Linked DNA regions of Homo sapiens: all the other regions are linked to region 1. The links are chromatin loops, found by intact Hi-C in ENCODE. Cell type or tissue: Caco-2. All regions are shown on one strand.

Evidence for each region. Hi-C counts contacts between places; a loop is a spot of excess contacts. Peaks named below come from ENCODE experiments on the same cell type or tissue, not always from the same donor. Only the 100,000 strongest peaks of a DNase experiment are listed, where the experiment ranks them.
Region 2: a loop joins it to region 1, with 4 times the contacts of the local background. A loop is called at or near these places in 4 of 110 quality-filtered maps.
Region 3: a loop joins it to region 1, with 6 times the contacts of the local background. A loop is called at or near these places in 11 of 110 quality-filtered maps.

What each region holds. Positions count from the first base shown.
Region 1 is chr1:197,309,553-197,314,552 of GRCh38, forward strand. All of the region lies in intron 1 of CRB1 (crumbs cell polarity complex component 1), which reads left to right. Among named protein-coding and RNA genes, the nearest start is that of CRB1, 44 kb to the left of the region's middle. In Caco-2, no CTCF peak of the experiment used is centred here; a DNase peak (open chromatin) is centred at 2,779.
Region 2 is chr1:197,250,752-197,255,751 of GRCh38, forward strand. It overlaps a transcript of CRB1 not described here. Among named protein-coding and RNA genes, the nearest start is that of CRB1, 15 kb to the right of the region's middle. In Caco-2, no CTCF peak of the experiment used is centred here; no DNase peak of the experiment used is centred here.
Region 3 is chr1:197,172,061-197,177,060 of GRCh38, forward strand. ZBTB41 (zinc finger and BTB domain containing 41) reads right to left here. Exons shown (of 11, transcript NM_194314.3): 8 at 4,504-4,610; 9 at 2,950-3,055; 10 at 100-188. Among named protein-coding and RNA genes, the nearest start is that of ZBTB41, 27 kb to the right of the region's middle. In Caco-2, no CTCF peak of the experiment used is centred here; a DNase peak (open chromatin) is centred at 2,251.

The sequences.
Region 1 (5,000 bases):
GACCTTCCTGGCTAACACGGTGAAAACCTGTCTCTACTAAAAATACAAAAAATTAGCTGGGCGTGGTGGCAGGCGCCTGTAGTCCCAGCTATGCGGGAGGCTGAGGCAGGAGAATGGCATGAACCCGGGAGGCAGAGCTTGCAGTGAGCCAAGATCGTGTCACTGCACTCCAGCCTGATAACAGAGCAAGACTACATCTCAAAATAAATAAATAAATAAATAAATAAATAAATAAATAAATAAATTTACTTATGTACTGTAGTTGTTCAAGATGAAGGTTACACACAGAGAACTGGGTATGTTATTTATGAGCATATTTGCATTCATGTAGCATCTTAAATGTAGTTGGCAACCCTCTTCTAGCACAATGGACACCTGCTGGACTAACAATATGTTTATACAAGGAAAGTGAAAAATATCTACGTTTGCACACTGGCTGATGAAATGAAAATAGTTTAAACCAGTGATTTTTGTGTATAGCTTTCTTTTAACTTTTTTATTTGGGCTGAGAACCATGTGTGCAATGGTATGATGTTTATAAACATTTGAATGATAAATTTCTCTATGCACAGAGTTACCCAACAGTGTAGGTTTACAAGAAGACACTACATTATTGAAAACAAAGTAATTAAATTTTCGAGGTCAAAGTTCAAGGAGGATCCTGCCCTTGAGACTCTCTTTCCCTCCTCAAGGAGAATGAGAAGCCTCACTGGGTTGGCAATTTTCGGAATAGAAAAATATAAAAAAAACCCTGACATCTTCCAGGCCTAGGAACACATCGTCTTTTGTCTTCGCCCTCACCAAACCTATGCAGAATGTTGTGGCACCTAAATCCCCGTTTCTGGGCTGGAGACTCAGCATTATCTCTTGTCAGGAAGTTGTCAGATCCCTGCATCTGCAGACCACAGATAATAGGGAAAAGGAACGTCAAGGTAAGATCTGTGTAATTAATTAGCTTGTTGAGCAAACAGTTGAAAGGGAAATGAATTTATTAATTTTTGAAATGTATTTTTACCAGATTAAGAGAAGCTTTAGAGTTCTATCAAAAAACTTCCAGATCAATCAACAAGTGATACATATCTATATCTATATAGATATAGATATAGAAAATTCAGTGAATAAAAAAGAAGTTACATACTAATAAATATATTAGCATATTCTATCTGGTTCACCTGATAACCATATTTGCATAGTCATATTAGTTCAATAATGACTTTTGTTTTTAATAGAAATTAAAATTACATAGGGCAGTTTAGGGGAGTAGGAAATATCATATGCTTCTCTTTGCATTATGTTTGTTAATATCCCATTGGCCAAAGCAGTCATGTAGCCAAACCTGACATCCACAGGGTAGAGAAATATATTCTCCCATGGAGATGAAGACACTAATGAATATTTTGATGAACAATAATCTCACCTATGACACCTGCCATTCATCTGACATAGAAATTTCCGATGAATTAAAAATCTAAACTTAAAAAGCTAAGCTAACTTTTAAATTTTAATGGTTTTATACTGACACAATTTCAGACTTCTAAAGTTGTTGCTTGCAGCATTAGTCACAGTAGCCAAGACATGGAAATAACTTAAATGTTCCTTGCTGGATTCATACAGAAAATATGATATACATATGCAATGGGATATTATTCAACCATCAAAAAGAATGAAATTCTGCCATCTGTGACAACATGGATGAACCTTGAGGGCATTATGCTAGGCGAAATAAGTCAGAAAGAGAAATGCAAATACTATATGATCTCATTTCTATGTGGAATTTTAAAAGTCAAACCCATGGAACATAGAATAGAATGGTGATTACCAGAGCCTGCAGGGTGAGGACATTTGAGAGATGTTGATCGAGGAAACAAACGTTCCGTTGTAAGATGAATAACCCCTGGAAATCTAATGTGCAAGAATAATTTTGCTTTCCAAGATTATACAAAATATTTCTTGTATTTCATTAAAAATTCATAGTTTTTAACTCTTGTTGCAACTACTTTATTTTTTTCCGGATTTATTGATGTACAATTGACAGATAATATTGTACACATTTAAGATGAACACTATGATGCTTAGATATATGTATATATTGTGAAATGATTACCACAATCAAGTTAGTTAACACATGCATCACCTCATATAGTTAGTGTGTGTGTGTGTGTGTGTGTGTGTGTGTGTGTGTGTGTGTGTGTGTTGAGAAGATTTAAGATCTACTCTCTCTGGAAATTTCAAGTATATAATACACTATTAATATTATTTATATCTTTTAATGGGAAATTCCCCAATTACCAGTGCTTATCTGTTTCTTATAGATTTGTAGGAGCTCTTTATCTGTTAAATATGCTGGATTCTTTTGCTCATCTTTTAAATTTTGAGTGATATATCTTTCTTTGTACAGAAACTTAAATTTCATATAGCCAAGTGTAAGTAAAACCTAAGGCTTTTCTCATAGTTTCTGCTATTCTTTTCTGTAAGTCGTAAGTAAATTATCACATCATAGATTTTCCCATAAACAACATAACTTAGGCATGTTGCTCCAGATTTGATGAGATGAAAAAATTTTTAATGTCCCTGAAAAAATATGTGTATATAATCAATATACAAATAAACCTTAGCAAGGAAAGATAACTACATAGTAACTGTTTATTAGTTGCTATTCACTGAAACAAAAGAAATCATAGAAACTGAATGAATATGCAACCTCTGTCAGTCATAAAACATTGTTAACAGGCTGGGTGCGGTGGCTCATGCCTGTAATCCCAGCAATTTAGGAGGCCGAGATGGATGAATCACCTGAGGTCAGGAGTTAGAGATAAGCCTGGCCAACATGGTGAAACCCAGTCTCTACTAAAAATACAAAAAAACAAAACAAACAAACAAAAAAGCTGGGCGTGGTGGCAGGCACTTGTAATCCGAGCCATCAGGAGGCTGAGGCAGGAGAACTGCCTGAACCCAGGATGGGGAGGTTGCAGTGAGTCGAGATGGCACCACTGCACTCCAGCCTGAGGGACAAGAGTGAAACTCCGTCTCAAAACAAACAAACAAACAAACACCCAAAAATAAAAACAATCTGTTAAGATAGAAAAAATATAATATGGCTACAAAATAATGACAATTATCTATTCAAATAAAATAAAAGAGAGCACTTTTATATTGTGTTTTTTACACATAGCAACATTTAATATTATTCTTGTATTTTTCATTATCTGTAATATATCAACTGCATTAATCCCTTTCCACAATATTTTATCCAGTTAAATTTTTTTACACATAGCAACATTTAATATTATTCTTGTATTTTTCATTCTCTGTAATATATCAAGTGCATTAATCCCTTTCAACAGTATTTTATCCAGTTAAGTTTTTTTATTTTTTAAATTGACACATCATTGTTTGTATTAGTCCATTCTCACACTGCTATAAAGAACTACCTGAGACTGGGTAACTTATGAAGGAAAGAGGTTTGATTGACTCACAGTTCTTCAGGCTTAACAAGAAACATGACTGGGAGGCCTCAGGAAACCTACAATCATGGCCAAAGGTGAAGGGGAACCAAGAACTTTCTTCACGTGGCAGCAGGGGAAAGAGAATGTGTGGTGGAGGGGAAGTGCCACACACTTTTAAACCATCAGATTTTGTGAGCACTCACTCACTATCACAAGAACATCATGGGGGAAATCTGCTCCCATGATCCAATCACCTGCCACCAGGTCCTTCCCCCAACACTGGGAATTACAATTCAACATAAGATTTGGGTGGGGACACAGAGCCAAACCATACTGTTGTACACATTTTTTGGGTGAATGTGATATTTTGATACATGTATACAATCTGTAATGATCAAATTAGGCCAATTGAGATATACATCACCTGAAACATTTATCTCTTCTTTGTGTTGGGAACATTACAATTCTTTCTCTTCTAGCTATCTAAAAATATGCAGTAAATTATGGTTAATTATAATATCCCTTATTTACTATCAAGTACTAGAATGTATTCCTTTTATCAAATTGCGTTTTTGTACCCATTGACCAACTTCTCTTTATACCTCTTTGCTTCCTTTCCCTTTCCAGCATCTGGTAACCATCAGTCTACCTCCATGATATCCACTTTTTTCACTCCCATGTATAAGTGAGAACATGTGATATTTGTCTTTCTGTGCCTGGCTTCTTTCACTTAACATAATGACCTCCAGTTCCATTCATGTTGCCGCAAATGACAGGATTTCATTCTTTTTGTGGTATATATACTACACTTAAAAATCCATTCATCTGTTGATGGACACAGGTTGATTCCATATCTCGCCTATTGTGAACAGTGCTTCAATAAACGTGGGAGTGCAAATATCTCAAGTCTTTAATCTATTTTGAGTTAGTATTTGTAGGTCTGGTTAAATTTTAAAAGGGTAACAGATTCATTAACTAGCACAGTTAAAACCAGTTTAAAAACGCCTGGCTAAGATTTGCTAAAAACCTGACTAAGATTTGCTAAGGTTCTTGGATCGACATCTTCCACCAAATTTGGGAAATATTTGGCCATTATTAATTCAGAATATTTTTCCTCCCTGTTCTTTTTCTCCTCTCCCTCTGGTACTGCAATTATATGGGAACCTACTTGGAATTATCCCACAGATCACTGCAGCTCTCTGCAGTTTTTTGAAATATTTTTTCTTTCCATTCTTCAGATTATGTAATTTCTGTTAATCGTCTTCAGATATGTGAATCCTTCCTTCTCTGGTTCCAATGTACTGTTCAGCCCATCAAGATTATTCTTCATTTCAGATATTTTACTTTTCAATTCTGAAATTCTCATTGGGTCCTTCTTATAGTTTTCATTTCTCTGCAAAGTTTTCTCATTGTTTACTCATATTCATTCTTTTATTTAAGTCCTTGAAAAATATTAAGTTCTTGCAAGCTAATTTCAACAGTTATGTCATTTCAATATTTATACTTTTTTCTTGATTATAGGTTAGATCTAATAATTTTTATTGTATATTGGAC
Region 2 (5,000 bases), 59 kb before region 1:
TGTCTGACATCCTTCCTAGGACAGTAGCTTACTGCCTCAGGGAGGAGCTGCACCTCAGTCAGAAGAAGCCCTGTTTCCTTGCCGTGTGGTTTTTGTATGGTATGGTTTTTCTTTCCCTTGTGTCTCCTGGAAGAGCTGCTTCTGAAAGTCATTAATCTGCAAAAAGGTTTTAAAAATGAAATAATTTCCATTTGTCTTCCATTCTGCCCACTTGGTAGTCCTTACTTTATATTGAAGTTTTAAGTGATTTCCATAAAATGTAGTTATAGCCATTTTTTATTGAACAACAGAAACACAGACATCATGATACTTTCCATACTTTATCTTATTTGGAGAGATAATAAAACACAGTGGCTAAGAGCATGAACTCTGAATACAGAGTATCTGATTTCCAATCACAGGTCTTCCCCCACAAGCTGTGAAAATTGTTCAATTTGCTTAACTTCTCTGTATTTTGGTTTCCTTACCTGTAAAATGGTGTTATAATTCAAATAAATTAATATATAAAATACTTAAAGCAATGCTGAGCACATAATAAGCACAATAGAAGTGTTTTGGTTGTTGTTGTTGTCTTTGTTTTAATGGTGGTAGTGGTGGTGGTAGTTATTTGATTTTCACAGTAGACCTGTAAGGTACTATTTAAGAAACGGGCTTGAGAAACAGGTTCAGAGATTTTAAGCTTGTATATCATGTAATTGCGTGGAATACAGTTGGTAATTATTAAATATTTATTTAATGAATGAAGTTACAATGATAGCATTAAAGCTCAGGACTGGCTGACATCAAAGCTTGAGCTTTTAATCCCTATTCCTCAAAATATCTCTTCTACTTTTGTCATGGCAAATGAAACCACTTTCTCCAGAATGGGAATTGCATATTGATCCTCCCTGGCTTCCTTTAATCTTTTATTTATGACACTGTATCTGTCAGAAATTCCTTAAATTTTTTTCTATAGAGCTTGTTTCCTTCTCAAGTTTTCAGTGCAATATGGGCTTTCCAAATTTTTTTATGTGTTTGTGCACACATGCATGTGCATGTGGAGGGTGTATGTGTGTGTTTTAAATAATTTCACTTGGTAATGTGGTGTTAAGTAGAAGAAGGAGAGATTATCTGCTTATTGTCAGTTTGTCCAATATTCTCTTGTAGTTATATTTTTCCTTATTTGGGATCTTTGTTAGTTACCAGAAATTGAACTAGGTTAATATCTGTAGCCATTAATATTTTTAGGTTATGATTTTTACTTATGGCAGTAGGACCTTTCTGACTATAACTCATATTAGACCTAGCTATCCACAGTTTTGTTCATACCTTAAATTAGGGGTCAGCAATCTTTTTTGGTAAAGTTCTAGGTAGTAAATATTTTAGGCTTTGTGGGCCCTATGGTCTCTACTCAATTGTAGTATGAATGCAATCATAGATAATATGTATACAAATGAACATAGCTGTGCTCCAATAAAACTTTATGGACACAGAAACTTGAATTTTATATAATTTTTGCATGTCATAGAATATTATTTGATTTTTTTAACCATTTAAAAACATAAAAACCTATTCCATTCTTAGCTTTCAGGTCTCGAAATAGGTGGCTATTTAGAGTTCGTCTTGCAAACCACAGTGCATTCTCTATTCCCCCTTCATGCCCTATATGGCTATAATCCCTATTATTCTAGTGATTCCATTTTATCCCTCATACTAAGCTAGAATTATCATTCTTAAACTTAAATCACTAACCTGATTATATCATTCCTATATCAGTCAGGGCTCTACAGAAAAAAGCCAATAGATTTTATATATATATATATATATATATATATATATATATATATATATATGTGTGTGTGTGTGTGTGTGTGTGTGTGTGTGATATATATATGTGTGTTTATATTACACACACACACACACATATATATAAAATAAAACTTATTATGGGAATTGGCTCATGTGATTATGAAGAATGAGAAGTCCTATGAACTGCATACTACAAGCTGGAGAAACAGGAAAGCCAGTGCAGTAATTCAGCTCAAGTCCGAAGGCCAGAGAACCAGGAGCTCCGATGTCTGAGGGCAGGAGAATATGGATGTCCCAGCCCAAACAGACAGAACAAATTCGCCCTTACATCTGTCTTGTTCTGTTTGGGTTCTCAATGGATTGGATGATGCTCATTCACATTGGTGAAGGCAGATCTTCTTTACTCAGATTATCAATTCAAATGCTAATCCCTCTGGAAACACCTTCACAGACACATCCAGAAAGTATGCTTTACCAGCTATCTGGACATCTGTTAGTCTAGTACAATTGACACATGAAATTAACCATCATAACTCCCCTCTTTACAATCGTTTGTTGACTCTCTAAACTTTATGGCATGACATTTCCATTCACAAAATCTGCATAGTCTACTCTTTCAGACATACCATTCGTTACTTCTCTCTCAGCATTCCTTAGTCAAGGCAATCCCAATTATTTGCTGATTCCGCAGATAAGTACATTCTTTTTTCCCCTGGGCCTTGAATTTCTTTATCACACTTTGCTACTTGGCATACTTATTCTTACTTATTCTTTAAAAGTCTATTTAAAATGGCACGTATTTTATGAAGTTGTCTCTGAACTTTTAGGAAGAATTAATCACTTTTTCATTCATGGTTTCATAGCACTTTGAACATTTTTTAACACAGTGTATCATTATGTTATAATCCACTTTGTTCATGGTTGTTTATACCAATTTTAATATAAACTCTTGATGTAAGAGATTGAATTAATTCACATTTGTTTTCCCCAAACCTGGTATGTATTTTGTGCTTCACAAATGATTTTTAATGCTACAACAAAGAAATTACACATGAATGTTTACATCAGCCATACTTTACCAAAAATCTGCTTTTTAGGGAAGATTTAAAAAATACAGATTATTTTTGGAAAGTACATAATATAATATATGGGTTTACCTTTTTGCAAAGCAAAGAATCATTTGATAAAGAAAAATTTCTCTAAAATTTCTTTGTTTTGAATTTTTTTCTTAATGGGTTTGAATTTTTAAGCTTATAGTTTCATTTGCCAAAAACTATCAAGGTTTTAAGGAAATAACAGCTTTTGTGCTGATAGCTTCGATTACCACCTATAAGTAAGCCAACTGAGAAAAAAAAATCTAGATCTGATATTTTGAGAGGTTTGTGTTTGTTTGTTTGTTTTTGTAATAAACACATCAGCAAATAAATATTCCCAGAGCAAATGTCCTAGGGATGCTAATGGTGAAAATGCTTCAGGCAGCTATTGATCCAAACTCTGGGCCTTCATTCTCTGCCTCCTCATCCTCCTAATTCATACATCTCTTCTCCTTCTTTACGGAGAGGCTAGATACATTTATTTATAGATATAAGTGTAGTTCATGGGAAGAAAGCCACCGCACTTGTATTTGATAGAAAGCTTCCTGGAGATTCTTCAGACTTGTGTGCCTTGTGATTATTTGCCTGGGAAAGCAACCCAAGTTCGCCAAAGTAAAGAGTCAGCACATGAATCCCTTTGTACTTTTTTGGCCATTCCTTGTCCTGAGTGATACACAGAATCTATGCAATCATTATTTATAGCAAGATACAAGAAAAAATACTATAGGGAGCTAAAGGTTTCAGTCCACAAAGTGTTTTTGAAATTAATGTTGATGTCACTGATGACAACCACTCAGAATTGTTCATATTCTTTTCTTAGTAGTGTCACCGTGATTTATGACATGAACAGAATATGTTTTTTTCATATCGTCTCTCTTACCTGAATGTCAGGCTCTGTTGCTATTTCTACTTCTCTGTAGTGGTGATAATTGAATGAGGAGAAGCAAAAAAGCTTCAGCTGTCTTAATTTCTGATTAGGAACATAAATTAACTAGAACTAGGGCTGCTTCCAGAACTCCAAATCAGTTTTTTAAAGAACACCTTTATCTGTCTTTAAATGAAATATAATAATTTCTGAAGGCAATTATAGGCTTTGAATAAAGTAAGTTTATATATGCCAGTAAGCTAATCAAATAATTGCTTTATCTTATGTGACTTCTAGAATTTATAATATTTGTGTTTCTCCTATAATTCTAGAAGTATACATCAATTCAATGTTTGCAAACCTCAGTAACACATATATGCACATTTTTAATGAAGTCAGTGATTTTGTGATGGATCTTATCTTCAACAGGGTCTAATTTTTTTCATGTGCCACCATGTACAGTGACTTCACTCACTGGATTTTGTTGTTGTTAAATTTAAAAGCATGGTAAGGACACTCAAGCCTGTCATGGATTCTTAATTAAACTTTTTGGCTGAGGTCTCTCATGGTCATTTCCTCCTTTTGGTTGCCTGCATCCGTTTCTCTTTCATTTGATAGCAGTGTGCTAAATTCCTTTTGGGGAGTTATACTTTTCCATTGAGTGTAGTTTTAAAACACTGTACTGCAAATCAAGGTGCACTGCCCTACCCTAGTTAGGCTACTCTGACTCTCTCTTCCCACACTTTGATGGAAAAATAGGAAAAAATTAAAATTCACTCATTTGAATGGTATTTTCCTTATGAAATTATGTGTGATGCTTATTGTCTTGACTCCACACCACCATAGTTCCATTCTATTCATATCTATTCTCTTGAATTCTCATCTGTTCTATGCTGCACTGGGTATCCTGCCAATAAATTCTTTATTTTCTTAAGGTAATTTGTTACTTGCAGTCCAAGAACTCTAAATTATTTGATGTGAATCTAGCCATGGAAAATATTTATCAAGTCAGCACCTTTCAACTGTTCACATCCTAGTTGGAAATGAGCATTAGTAATTATAAGAAGGAGCCCACAGTTGAATGCATCTTGATTACTGGCACATAATGCCTGTTTTGGAGAAAAAAGGACGCTTCTGCCTGTCAATCAATTGCTCAAATGTGCAAAGAAAAGTGACAGACCTATACTTAACACATACTCCATTTTCAAAACAAAACCATTACCAACACCTGAAGTGTTGGATCTAGGGGTAAT
Region 3 (5,000 bases), 140 kb before region 1:
AAGAACAACAAAGTTTAAATGCCTATATTTTACTTCTGATTACACTATATATATCTCTCTCTATATATATATATCTATGAACCACTCATTAAATTTTACCTGAATGCGTTCGAAAATGCATTTCCAGACTTGATTTGCCTTTAAAAATTTTCTTACAAACATCACATTGATGAAATGTTGCTTTATATCTAAGAAAATAAAAAGATTTGAGTTTTTCAATATAATTTTAATAACTATAATAAATATGACAATATTAATAATTATATTAATAACTAACATAATGAAAATAAGTTGCAACTTCATTTACAACTGTGTATATAATTCTCACATTAACAAAGTATAGAACTCCAAAGAAACATGGAAATACTTTTAATATGTTGAGCTTGCCTCTGGTTTTTCCTCTTCCAGTTACATCCAACAAACGAATCTATAAAAAGAGGTCTGTAGATTTTCAACTGCTTTAAGTCACTGAACTTTTATTATTACTAGCTATCCAAATATACAAAAAGAAAAATTATAAGGTAGAAACAGATCAAGAGTGGCCTAAAGGGGAAATGAAGAGTTGTCTAGAAAGGGACATGGCAGAAATTTTGTGGTGATGAAACTATTCCATATCTTAATTGTGGTGATGATTACATGACTTGCAGAATTATACACTAAAAAGAATGAATTTCACTTTCTGTAAATTACACCTTAACTAAATTTAAAAAATAGATGCTCAGGCTGATTAAAAAGAATCTGCGGCAATTTTAAAACCCGCATTTATCAAAAAGGTGAAATTGCTCTCATCAGTTCATGTCCTAACAAAAAAATTATAAATTTGAACTAATAAATAAAATTTTATACCTAAATTTAAAAATGAAATATTAGTCCTTTATTTTTACTACAAAATAATAGACAGAAATAAAGCAATAAGTTACCGAAAAGTTAACTTAGTAAGCACCACAGCATAGTGCCTAAGAAGTGTCTTTGAGTTAAACAGTTCTCAACTGAAAATTTTATTGTGAGAATTGAGATATTTACAAAATAATTATCATTTAAGTGGCAGTTATTGAGAAAGCCATACCATCTCACCTCAGAAGCAATTCATATGGAATGAATACATGGCAAAATAATTAAATCAAACCTGGGCTACTTAATCTTCTGTAAAACAGTTTGCTCTTAACATATCCATTGAGTTTTACTGGAAATGTTTAGAACATTGTTACCAATACGAAATACCAACATACTATGCCTAGGATTTTAAATGTCCCTCATTTTTCAATTCATCCAACCCAACATTTATAAGACAACATAAAAAGCACTGTCCTAGATGAACTTAATTCTACTTGATGAAACAGATGGTTGTTTTAATTTTTGTTAGAGACAGGGTCTTGTTCTGTCACCCAGACTAGGTTGCAGCAGCATCATAATAGCTCACTGCAGCCTTGAACTCCTGGGCTCAAGCTATCCTTCTGCCTCAGCCTCCTGAGTAGCTGAGACTACAGGTACATGCCACCACACCCAGATAATTTATTTTCTTTTATTGTTTTGTAGAGACAGGGTCTCACTTTGTTGCCCAGGCTGGTGTCAAACTCCTGAAACAAACATTTACACAGATAATTTGGATTTTGTGAATTGAGGTTGTGAATAATAACCCTGGCAAAAGACTCCTAACCAGTATGCTTGGTTTACCTTATTCCATTCATATCCATGGTAAATATAAACAGAGATACAAACAGGGTCACCATGGGCACATAGAGAAAGAGGAAGTAGTACTCGACTGGGGGCAATTTTGCCCCCCATAAAACATGTGGCAATGCCTGAAAACGTTTTTGTTTTTCACATCTGGGGATACGATAATAAGTGCTACTGGCATATAATGGGTAGAAGCCATGAATATTGAGAAACGTCCTACAATACACAAGAAAAGAATTACTTGGTCCAAAATGTCAACAGTGTTTGGGCTGAGAAACCTTGCTCTATACTATGAACAAAGTGATATTTTCAACATAAATATGTACAAAACACTTTAACTTCCTCACAGTGGACTTAAGATAAATTCTGTAGGGCCTTGCATGGCTAAGACCCTATGAAAATATACCTTGCAATTACCACATGGATGCTAAGCCATACAGATTTTCAAGGAAGGAGAGGATAAACAATTTGAACTGAAGCAGAGATGTCAGTAAAAAAAGAACTTAAAAATGCCTATTGATTTGGCAACAAGGAAGTCATACTGATAACTGAGCAGAATAAGATCAGAGGTCAGATTGCAACAGTGGCTGGAATGTGAAGTGGTTACTGAGGTAGTCACCATAAAAAAGTTTAGAAGCAAAGATTAGAAAAATAATTGGTGGTTGGAGGCGTGTTAATCCTATGTACATTTTGCTAATTATGCTCAGGACTATTAAGTGAAGTCTCTTGGCACTTTAGAACATGTCTGTTGTTTATCATTTGCCCAAATGCCTAACCCCAAAACATGAATTACTTGAATGTTTTACACTTAGCAACTAACCTCAGTTAAACTTGGATATCTAAATTATACTAAAAAGCTGATGTTCAAGATAGCACACAGCGCCTTCAAATAAAATAATATTTTAAATGCTTAGTATGATTAGAAACAAGTTTAAATTCTGACTGCAAACATTTCCTAACAACTGCTGTCTTATTAAGTATAATATATAGGCAGTATATTTAGCTCTCAAAGAGCCTCAGCAACCAAATGCCAAGATTTTTTATTAATTATTGTTAACTTGCATGTCACCTCCCTGGCCTTTGAATTAACTGAAAACAAGGAGGAAAATATATGCTTGCTGAATTCTTTTAGGTCTATAGAGATGCTACAGAATGTAGAGAAAGAGAACTGGTTAACCTAACTTCAATTAAACAAAGTAAACAAAAAAAGTTACAACTTTCCTCAGAGACTTAGCCAATGTAAACTATGAGACATTTTGCTTTTTCACTTACTTTTGCCACACTTTCTCTCCAAGGTGTACGCTTTTGTAATGAACAGTGAGATGATCCCTACGACCAAAACATTTTCCACATTCTTCACACTGATGAGCTTTTTCACCTTAAAATAAAGACCCAAATATTTTCATTATAATATACATCTCAGGTTTTTATCCCCAGAAACAAACTATCAAACAGTAAGATCACATGATGTCAAATATAACAGGAAAGTAAAGCCACATTTTATTCTGCACTATTTGCTTTATATTCCTTACTCAAATAACTTTCTTCAAAAAATGTATGCTTAATTTCATGGATGTGAATCTTTTCCCCGCTTGGAAAAGGAATCAATAGCCTTTTGTTGAACACTTCAAATCATACATTTCAATGTAACAGAGCAAGATAAACGAAACTACTTCAAAACTTAGGAATTTTAAATATATATATATATATATGTCTGTATATCAAACACCTCAAATTGATATACATTAAATTAAGATGAGGGTGTCTTACTGTTTATAAAAAGGACCCAAACATTTTCAGATCTTTGTACTTTACTTTTAGAAGATTTTTCATCTGTGAGGATTTCTTACGTTTGCAATGAGCCAAAATACAAATATAATGAAAAATTCTACGTAAGTCCAATTTCTCATCTCTATTCTTACATTTACTTACAAAGGCTTGGTTTTAAAAAACAATTACTGTCTCAATACCAGTGTGCAATTAAAGCATGTGGCCTCTAGACTTAGAAATTAAGAATTCTCCTCATAAAAATAAAAAGGCATAATTCCAATGGAAAAAGTCATCAGATTTTTAGTATCTGTTAGAAGTGGTGAAAACAACTGCAACCTATCTCATTGAGATCATCTCAGAAAATTACTATCTGTTGCATACTTTATATTCAAAAATTATGTTTAAAATAATAATAATAATCACCTGTTCTACCGTGCTCATAGAGATGGCTCTTTCCCATTATTGTGCTCACAGAGTTGGCTCTCTTAGCACTTCCTGAACATCAATCTGAGAGGAAAATATGAAAGAAATCCCCAGAATATAAAAATTATACAGTATAAAGATCTGAAATTGGTCAGGATTATTAAGGTACTCTTCTCCAAAGACAGGGTTTCAAAATTCACTATAATATACACTTTTAGCACCTAATTTTAATCATTTCCCTTTTAATATGTAAGTTTCACCAACTTCTTCTCAAATCCAATCAAAATGAGAAAAATTATCATGGCTTCTCCCTTTAAGGAACTGTCAATAGCAATTATTAGATATATCCATGTAATATGCAAAATGCAAATTTTGAGAATTTATTTAAAATTAAACTTTACACTTTATAGTCACAAAGGGTTACCAAATAATTAAAATTACAGTGAATATGTCATAAACTTATGTCCCTTTTGGATGCTTTTTAAAAAATGTTTTCAGAACCAGAATTACAAAGAAGTGATGAGCATAAACCAAATTATTAAACTTATAGCCAACATAAACATAACATCATATTATGTTCCTTTCAGGTATTTAAAAAGGATTTTCGAACTAGCATTACAAAATATGGTATACCTGAATGTATTTTTTTGTGCTTTGTAAGGTGATCATGACGGATAAATGTTTTTCCACATTCATCGCACTCATATCTTTTATCATCATGATGTACTCGTAAGTGAAGTCTATAAAGAAAAAAGAATTGAACACCATTAAAACTGGTGACATAGAAGGAAAAAGCTCAATAATGAATAAATGATGAATAAACAATGAAAACTGGGCTGTCTACTCAACCACTCATACATTATTGGCTTTATTTCTATGACTTTCAGAGTCCTTTTCAGTCTTTTACCACCTGACCCCAGGTCCCTACTCATCTCTTTCAAGAAAGCATTTCAACATTTGTATATGCTCAAACCACTTCTCAACATTATTCCTTCCCATCATATTAGATCCTAAATCTAGTTCACTGAATCTATCAAATGTCTAAGGTTATTATCTAGCTGACTGGCCAAGACTCAAAAATATAAAAAGTAGGAGTAATCAGAAAGGAATTAGAATCAGACAAATGAAGT